2 separate regions of the Homo sapiens genome follow, and region 2 is linked to region 1. Evidence: read pairs that join two places in POLR2A ChIA-PET (ENCODE). Cell type or tissue: GM12878. All regions are shown on one strand. Each heading gives the region's core, and the rest is flanking DNA. Links, peaks and the distances in the headings are about the cores only. Region 1 holds the start of LOC124909374 (a long non-coding RNA gene). Region 2 overlaps LIMD1 (LIM domain containing 1).

Region 1 (4,395 bases), core at 234-4,233:
GAAGGACCATAAGGGCTTGATGAGACAATGTATCAGAGAGGCTTGGAAACTGTAATATGTTGGGAAAATATCGGCTGTTATTATGATTTTCTATCATGTAGATGATATACTTGCTTTGGAATCAGAGAGAGTTGGGTTTACCCCCCCTACCACTGACTGAGAATTTGAGCAAGTCACTCAATCTTGTTAAGCCTCACTTTTCTTAACTATAAAATGAGAGGCTATTATTTAAACAAAGCTATATTTGCAAATATTGACTCAATACATATTTACATATTCATTTCTCTCTCTGTTGACCTAAGTGAACAAAAGCTTTACATGTGTGTATGTGAGTAACTCACTAAACATTTCTGCTAAATGCTGAGAATCTAGAACCAGAACTTGGCTAAAAATCCACTCTAAAACTGTTTAATGAAACAGCTTTGTTAAGAGTCATCTGGCTCTCTAAGGTTTGAAAAACTTCTCAGGGAAGCCAGAATGATTTATGGTTTGCTACCACAACTCTACGAAGCGAGTGGTTTCAATCAAGTTTCACTTGCACAGGTTCAGTAGAAAGCTGGGGAAAATCCTCTTTTTTTTTTTGCAAAAAAATTAAAATACTTTTTAAAAATTTATATATATATATATTTTTATTATACTTTAAGTTCTAGGGTACATGTGCACAACGTGCAGGTTTGTTACATATGTATACATGTGCCATGCTGGTGTGCTGCACTCTGGATAGCTCTGGTGATGAGAAGGATTCAAGGGCAGCAATTTTCTTTCAAGAGGATTTTCCATTATATATATATAGCATTAAGAGATATACCTAATGGAAAATCTTCTTGAAAGAAAATTGCTGCCCTTGAATCCTTCTCATCACCAGAGCTATCCAGAGACAGAACATGGAACCCATTCCAATGGGGCTGACATTTATCTTTGGCTAATATAGGTTTTCTTGTTCGTTGTCGTTGTTGTTTTGAGACAGGGTCTTGCTCTGTCACCCAGGCTAGAGTGCAGTGGTGCGATCACAGCTCACTGCAGCCTTGACCTCCCAGGCTCAAGTGATCCTCCCACATCAGCCTCCCAAGTAGCTGGGACTACAGGCATGCACCACTGTGCCCAGCTAATTTTTTGATATTTTGTAGAGATGAGGTCTCACTATGTTGCCCAGGCTGGTCTTGAATTCCTGGGCTCAAGGAATCCTCTCACTTCCTCCTCCCAAAGTGCTGGGATTACAGGCATGAGCCACGGTGCCCAGCCTAAGATGAGTTTTCTAAAGAAGTGCTAAATAGTAACAATATAAACTTCCAGCCTTGCCTTTTAATTCCAATTCACCCCAAAGATTCTTTAAGCAAGGTTGATGGATGTGTTCAGACTAGCAGGTGCAAGAAAAAAAAAACTTGAATTGCGGGAATTTGGCAGGAGCCAAGGACAGTTCTGGCACAAGAATGGCCCGGAAGTGCCCATCATTACAAGTTTACTCTCTGCCAGCATTGTCATAAGCAGTTTTTACACCATATTTTAAAATTTTAACAACACCTTGAGAGGAAGATATTATTATTACTCCCATTTACCAAAGGGGAAACTGAGTGAAAGAGAAGGCAATTAACAAATTAATTTAAAAGATGAAAAATGTAACTATCTTTTGGGTTTTTTTTTTTTTTTTTTTTTTTTGAGATTGAGTCTTGCTCTGTCACCCAGGCTGGAGTGTAGTGGCATGATCTCGGCTCACTGCAACCTCAGCCTCCTGGGTTCAAGCGATTCTCCTGCCTCAGCCGCCTAAGTAGCTGGGATTACAGGCATGCGCCACCATGCCCAGCTAATTTTTGTATTTTTAGTAAAGATGGGGTTTCACTATGTTGCCCAGGCTGGTCTCGAACTCCTGACCTCAAGTGATCCGCCTGCCTCAGCCTCCCAAAGTGCTGGGATTACAGGCGTGAGCCACTTCACCTGGCCGCAACTATCTTATTTTTAGCTACACAATGTAAAACCAAATTGTTAACCTACTTAATTGGATCCATTAATTGTTGTGGGATAGCCTCTATGGTGAATACAAGTCTTCTGTGGTATACACAAAGCTGAATATTACAGCACTATTGGTTATATTGAAAGACTCTAAACAACCCAAGTCTAAAATCAATTACTGTAGATCCAGGCAGTGGAAGGGTGTGAAGCCATGGTATGTTTTCAAAGAACTTTTAGTGACATGAAAAAGCCCTCATTATATACTATGAAATGAAGAGGGTAGGCTCTTTTACACATTCATTTATTGATCCAAACTTAGTTATCCCACAATTGCTTTTCCAGCATAGTTCTGTGAATACGGCTGGTGAATCAGGCAGGCTTGCCCTTGTAGAGCTGACTGTATGGTGGACGTGAAACTTTCCTGGAAGAAAAAGCCCCAAAATGTTAACGGTTTTCTTTTTGAAAGTGTAGGGGCTTTTAAATTTTTCGTCTTCATTTTTACATTATTTCAAAATGTTCTATATTAAGCATGTATTACTTTTTTGTAGATTCATTGAGTTATGATTAGCGCACTATAAACTACATGTTTAAAGTATGCAATTGGATAAATCTTGCTGTAGTACACACCGGATCAATCATTAGCACAATGAAGGTGGTGAACATATCCATCACCCCAAAAGTGTCCTTGGACCCATTTGTTCTTCCTTCCTCCCACCACGCCACCACCCCTCGCCACATTCAACCACCGATCTGCTTTCTGTCACTATAGTTTGGTTTGCATTTCTAGAATTTTATATAAATTGTAATACATAGCAAATACTCTTTTGTCTGGCTTCTTTCACTCAGCATCATTTTGAGATGCATTCACGTTGTCATGTGTACCAATAGTTGTTTCCTATTATTGTGGAATAGTATTCGATTACATGGCCTATACCAGTTTGTTATCCATTCATTGGTTTGTAGACATTTGGTTGCCTCTGATTTTCGGTTATTACAGACAACGCTGTTATAAACGCTCAAGTATTTGCAGGAACATATATTTCTTTCTCTCTTGGGTAAACACTCAGGAGTGAAATGGCTGGGTCATATGATAACTCTATGTTTAACTTTTTGAGGAACTGCCAAACTGTTTTCAAATGACTGTATCATTTTTACATTTCTACCAGAAGTGTATGAATTCATCGTTCCCTCTCTTAAAATTACATAAGAACTAAATGTTTACCTCCTGTTATAAAAAGAAAATCCAAAAACTTCAGAAATATAGAGTAAGAAAAGTGAACGTTCCCTTTTATTCCATCCCTTTCCTAGTTCGTCATACATATTTATCATTAAAAGTTTGGTGTGTGTTCATCTTTTCTTTGCAAGAGTCTGTGCATGTGTGTGCATGTGCACGTGTTTGCATGTGGAAGCATGTAGTGCGTGTAAGTGAGATTTTGTGAGCTCTGTTGCTCTAACTCTGGTTTCACTCACTGAACAATGAAGCTTGGAGGTCGTTCCTCATCAGTGCATGTAAACCTCAATCTTTTGAATTGTTGCTGAGTATCCTACTTCAATAAGCAGAGGGAAGAGGTGTTTTAAAATGTGGTTAGAATTCTGTTTACCCTTCCTCTGAAAGAGGCAGGTCTCTTCAACATTTTCTACTCATGTGACAATTAGAGAAGCTCCTTCTTCTCCTCAGGAAAGGCTGCCTGTGGGGAAGGATTGCATTTCTTTCGGTGGATCTGGGTCTTCTGGGAGCAGCACAGGCATGATCACCCTTCTGGAGAGTGATAGAACGGTCAGTGGAAATGTAATCGATGGCCACAAGGTGTGACAGCTCTGCCATCACATTCGGTTTATGCTTGTTTCACGTTCCTCAGAGCAGAATTGCCTTTCCAGGCCCACCATTTGTTCTGGTACTTGGTGGTGAGGAAGCTCACTTTAAGTGTAGTCATTCTGAGAAGGGCAAAAGGGCTTCAACTCTTCAACTTTCAGCTCTGGAAATGAGTAAAACTGGGAGTTTCTTTTTATCATGTTAGAAAATTTACCACATTGGCTGAATGTGGTGAGAAAACCTACTCCCTTGTTAAAACAGACAATAATGCAGCACTCACTTGGTCAGCTAAACAGTTTTTTACTGTCTCCTCATGTGTGTTTTTTTCTCTCTTATATTCTTTTAATAATTAATGATACTAGGACTACATTAAATGGTACTTATTTATCCCTCTCTCAGCAATAACCTGGGGGCTAAATCTTTTACACTTATTAATACATAAAATTAGGACTATATTGTAATAAAGTTGCATATTCTGCACTGAACATTGGCATAAATGTTTTCATGTCATTAAATATTAACCAAATATTAAATCCACATCTTAATTGTTAATGACTTCATAATATTTCAGATATGGACATACCATAATTTATAACAGTTGCCCTGTGGTTGATTTTTACTAGTCGATGAAGATT
Region 2 (4,395 bases), core at 209-4,208, 240 kb after region 1:
GCTGCTGACATCCTTTCTCTCCACCGTGACCAGTGACCACCTAGCACAGATACAAAACAAGGAAGCCACCTGTGTTTGAAACCATGGGTCACAGAGTGAGGAAGACCCCATAAGAAGCCAAGTAGGTAGGAAAAGATTTCATCCTTGTGGCTAAATGGATCTAAAAGTACTTCCTACACAGAAAAGGTAGGGAAAAAAACTGCATTTCACATTCTAGGAAATCATGTGTCTACTATGGGCCAGACCCTGGACTTGGAGATTTCTTTCTTTGTTTTTTTTTTGAGAGAGTCTCACTCTGTCGCCAGGCTGGAGTGCAGTATATCAGTATGGACTCACAGATATTTTTTTCTTTGGATTTTTATTATTATTATTATTATTTGAGACAGAGTCTCACTCTGTCATCCAGGCTGGAGTGCAGCATGCGATCTCGGCTACCTGTAACCTCTGCCTCCTGGTTTCAAGCTATTCTCCTGCCTCAGCCTCCCGAGTAGCTGGGATTACAGTTGTGCACCACCATGCCTGACTAATTTTTATATTTTTAGTAGAGACGGGGTTTCTCCATGCTGGCCAGGCTGGTCTGGAACTCCTGACCTCAGGTGATCCGCCCGCCTCGGCCTCCCAAAGTGCTGGGATTACAGGCGTGAGCCACCGCACCTAGCCAGACTTGGGGATTTCAACCAGTGAAGGAGCTGCTGCCATCTCCTGTCTAAAACCCAAGTTCCAGAAAGGTCCTGTCACTTACTGAAGTCTGCACAGTGGGTAGGTTTGAAAGAGGGAATCTGAGCCCCAGTTCCAACTCAAAGGTCTCATTATGACTATCTGGTTGGCAGCTGTGGCTATTCCTGCCACACATGCCCCCCAACCCCCCCCATCATGAGGGGAGCTCCTTCCTCACCCCATAACATATCACCTCATCAGGGATTCAGACCCCAGACCAGCCCTGCCCCCAGTCTCCTACTACCCACCCTGGCCCACCTCCCATTCTACCTTGTCCCTTGCACACACGACCATCTTTCTGACTGGGACCTCAATCACAAGGCCTCTCCCTGGGGGGCAACCCGCAGCTCCTCCTGCCCTTCTGTGAGGGGCCCTGCAGGTGCGTGCCTTCTGATTGCCCTTCAGGAAACCAATCGTTCCCCCCACAAACACTTCCCTCTCACTCATTTGGAGCCAGCCCCTCTCCAGACGCTGGCTATGGGATAGGGAGCAGGGTGACTGCACTGTGGCCATGCCCTTGTAGAAACCAGACCCTGCCACCACTGGTGGTGAGCTGCCCAATCTCACCTGTACATTCACTAAGTGGTCTGGGCTGAGGAGAGGCTCAGGCTCAACAAGAAGAAAAAGAGTAGGCTCTTAGCCTCCCTTGGCTTTGCCAGGGCCCCCCATGCCACAGGATTTTAAAGAAATGCCCAACAGAGGAAAGAAAAAATATCATCACATGTTACTGTAACAACCAAGCTCAAAAACCAGAAGGGAAGTGAGAGGAATAAGGGATACACTTTTAGGAGAAGAGAGGAAGGGATGGGCATTTTTCCTCTGCAATTAGACTTACTGCCCCTTTAGCCCATTCTCCAAATTGTAGCCCAAGCAATCTTCTTATAAAACAGCTTTAATGAGATATAAGTAGCATATAATAAGCTGTACCTATTTAAAGAGTGCAATTTGGTATTATGATGGGAAAAGTTCCCTTGTCCCTCTCACAGGGTGTGCAATGGGAGTGTGGCTCGCTTCTTCAGTGCCCCCCTGCTCAAACCTCTAGGGGAGCATACAGGCTCTCCTCCGACTGCCCCAGCCAAACTCTGCCTCGTTCTGCCGGCTGATGGCCTGCCAGTGTGGTGGCGTCTGTCGGTGTGCTCCTGGCATCCTCTCGCCATCCAGCTGCTTGTATCTTCTTCCGCTGATGTGTTCCTCTCGCCGTCCAGCAGCTTCTGTCTCTGCCTTGCTAGGGTCTCAGGTTTTTATAGGCCCAGGATGGGAGCAAGGCAGGCTGGGGTGGTTTTGGAAAATGCAATATTTGGGTGCAAAGGCAGAAGTGCCTGTCCTCACCTAGGTCCCTGGTATAGAGCCCTAGCCAGGGACCATGCCCTCCTCTACCCAGCACTTCTCTTCCCTGCTTCTGTATCAGTATGTTGTGACATTTCTTTTCTTTTCTTTTTTTTTTTTTTTTTTGAGACAAGAGTCTTCTTTGTCACCCAGGCTGGAGTGCAGTGGCGTGATCTCAGCTCACTACAACCTCTGCCTCCTGGGTTCAAGCGATTCTCCTGCCTCAGTCTCCTGAGTAGCTGGGATTACAGGCACGTGCCACCAGGCCTGGCTAATTTTTGTATTTTTAGTAGAGACAAGAGTTTCACCATGTTGGTCAGGCTGGTCTTGAACTCCTGACCTCATGATCTGCCCGCCTCGGCCTCCCAAAGTGCTGGGAATACAGGCGTGAACCACCGTGCCCAGCCCCGTGTTGTGACATTTCTATACACCTGTGAAATCACCACAATCAAGACAATGATCAAATCCACTGCCCCAGAGATTCCCCATGTCCTCATGCCTTTTGCAATCCCTCCCCGCTTCCTCTTCCTCTCCCCAGGCAACCACTGATCTGCTTTCTGTCATCACAGATTAGCTTGTCTTTTCTAGTTTATATAAATGGAATCTGGAGTATGTACTTTATCTGGTTTATGTACTTTATCTGGTTTCTTTCACTCAATATAAATTGAGATTCACGCATGCTGTTACATGCAGCAGGAGCTCATTCCTCTTTACTGCCATGTGGTATTCCACCATATGAATGTATTAGTTTGTTTATCCATTTGCTTGTTGATGCACATAAGTTGTTTCCAGTTTGAGGCTATTACAAATAAAGATGCCATCAAGATTTGTGTACAAGCGTTTGTAATGGACATACATTTGCACTTCTCTTGAGTAAAGGCCTAGGAGTGAAATGGCTGGGTCTTATGGTAGGTGGATGATTAACTGTTTAAGAAATTGACAAACCGCTTTCTGAAGAAGTTATATCATTTTACATTCCTACCAGCAGCTCATTAGAGTTCCAAATTCTCCACATCCTTGCCAACACTTGGCATGAATAGTCTTTTAAATGTTATCCATTCTATTGTAATAGGTTATACAGTAGCATCTCATTGTAGTTTTAATCTGCATCTCTCTAGTAACTGATGTTGTGTGTGAGCATCTTTTCACCTGCTTATTTGTCATCCTTTTCTTCTTTAGTGAGACGCCCAAATCTTTTGCCTGTTTTTTTTCTTACTGTTATGAGAACTTCTTATACATTCTAGATACAAGTTCTTTATCAGATATTGCTTCACAAAGGTTTTGCTAGAGTCCTACAAACTAGCTGCCTTGGTCCCCATAGACTCTCAGCTCCTTTTCAACTCAGGGAGTCCACCAGGTTCTGCCTCTCTTCTCCCTCCCTGTGCCAAGGCCTGGAAATTCTCTCGAGGCAATTAGCTGGGGCTGTCACTGGGCTCACCTCATTTGCTTCCTATCTCTCAAGAATCACCTTCTTGATGTCCAGTGTCTTGAAAACCTTTGGTTCATATATTCTTTTTTCTTTTTTTTTTTTGAGATGGGGTCTCACTCTGTCACCCAGGCTGGAGTGCAGTGGCACCATCTTGGCTCACTGCAACCTCCGCCTCCCAGGTTCAAGCGATTCTCCTGCCTCAGCCTCCTGAGTAGCTGGGACTACAGGCGTGCAACACCATGCCTCGCTAATTTTTGTATTTTCAGTAGAGATGGTGTTTCGCCATGTTGGCCAGGCTGGTATCGAACTCCTGACCTCAAGTGATCCACCCGCCTCGGCCTCCCAAAGTGCTGGGATTACAGGCATGAGCTACCGCACCTGGCCTTTTTTTTTTTTTTTTTTTGGTTGTTTTAGGCAGGAGGTTCATCCAGTCCCTGATGCTCCATCTTTAGAATGGGCTTTTTCATTTTATATTTTATAAAAAAGAGACGGGTTCTCGCTATGTTGACCAAGTTGGTCTTGAACTCCTGGCTTCAAGTGATCCTCCCATCTTGGCCTCCCAAAGTGCTGGGATTACACGTGTGAGCCACCACATCTAGCCTAGAATGGGCATTTATTAAACATCACAAGTGCCAACACGGTGCTAGACAGTTTATATGTGTTTCTTCATTTAACAACAATTCTATAAAACATCATCACTTTATACATGAAGAAACTGAAGTTCAAAGATTAAATCTAATGCGCAAAATCAGGCTGACTTATCTATATCCTTTCCAGTCCATCCTACTGCACTTATAAGAGGGGCTAAGGGAGTACCGGGGAAGAAAAGGTCCAGGGGTTCTACTTATCCCTAAAACTTAGTATCTTCATGGTTTTGGGGCACCAGCGAATCCCCAAATCCCAGCTCAGTGATGGCAGCATAG

The links. ChIA-PET counts read pairs that join two places held together with the same protein. Peaks named below come from ENCODE experiments on the same cell type or tissue, not always from the same donor. Only the 100,000 strongest peaks of a DNase experiment are listed, where the experiment ranks them.
Region 2: POLR2A ChIA-PET joins it to region 1 with 6 read pairs; 1 of 35 experiments calls an interaction of 5 or more read pairs at or near these places.

The regions. Positions count from the first base shown.
Region 1 is chr3:45,864,409-45,868,803 of GRCh38, reverse strand. LOC124909374 (a long non-coding RNA gene) reads right to left here and starts at 3,850. Exons shown (of 2, transcript XR_007095900.1): 1 at 3,549-3,850; 2 at 2,233-2,368. It also overlaps a transcript of LZTFL1 not described here. In GM12878, for the core only: no CTCF peak of the experiment used is centred there; a DNase peak (open chromatin) is centred at 3,913; H3K27ac peaks cover 1,480 bases.
Region 2 is chr3:45,627,187-45,631,581 of GRCh38, reverse strand. All of the region lies in intron 1 of LIMD1 (LIM domain containing 1), which reads right to left. Among named protein-coding and RNA genes, the nearest start is that of LIMD1, 35 kb to the right of the region's middle. RefSeq lists an enhancer at 1,114-1,615. In GM12878, for the core only: no CTCF peak of the experiment used is centred there; no DNase peak of the experiment used is centred there; H3K27ac peaks cover 464 bases.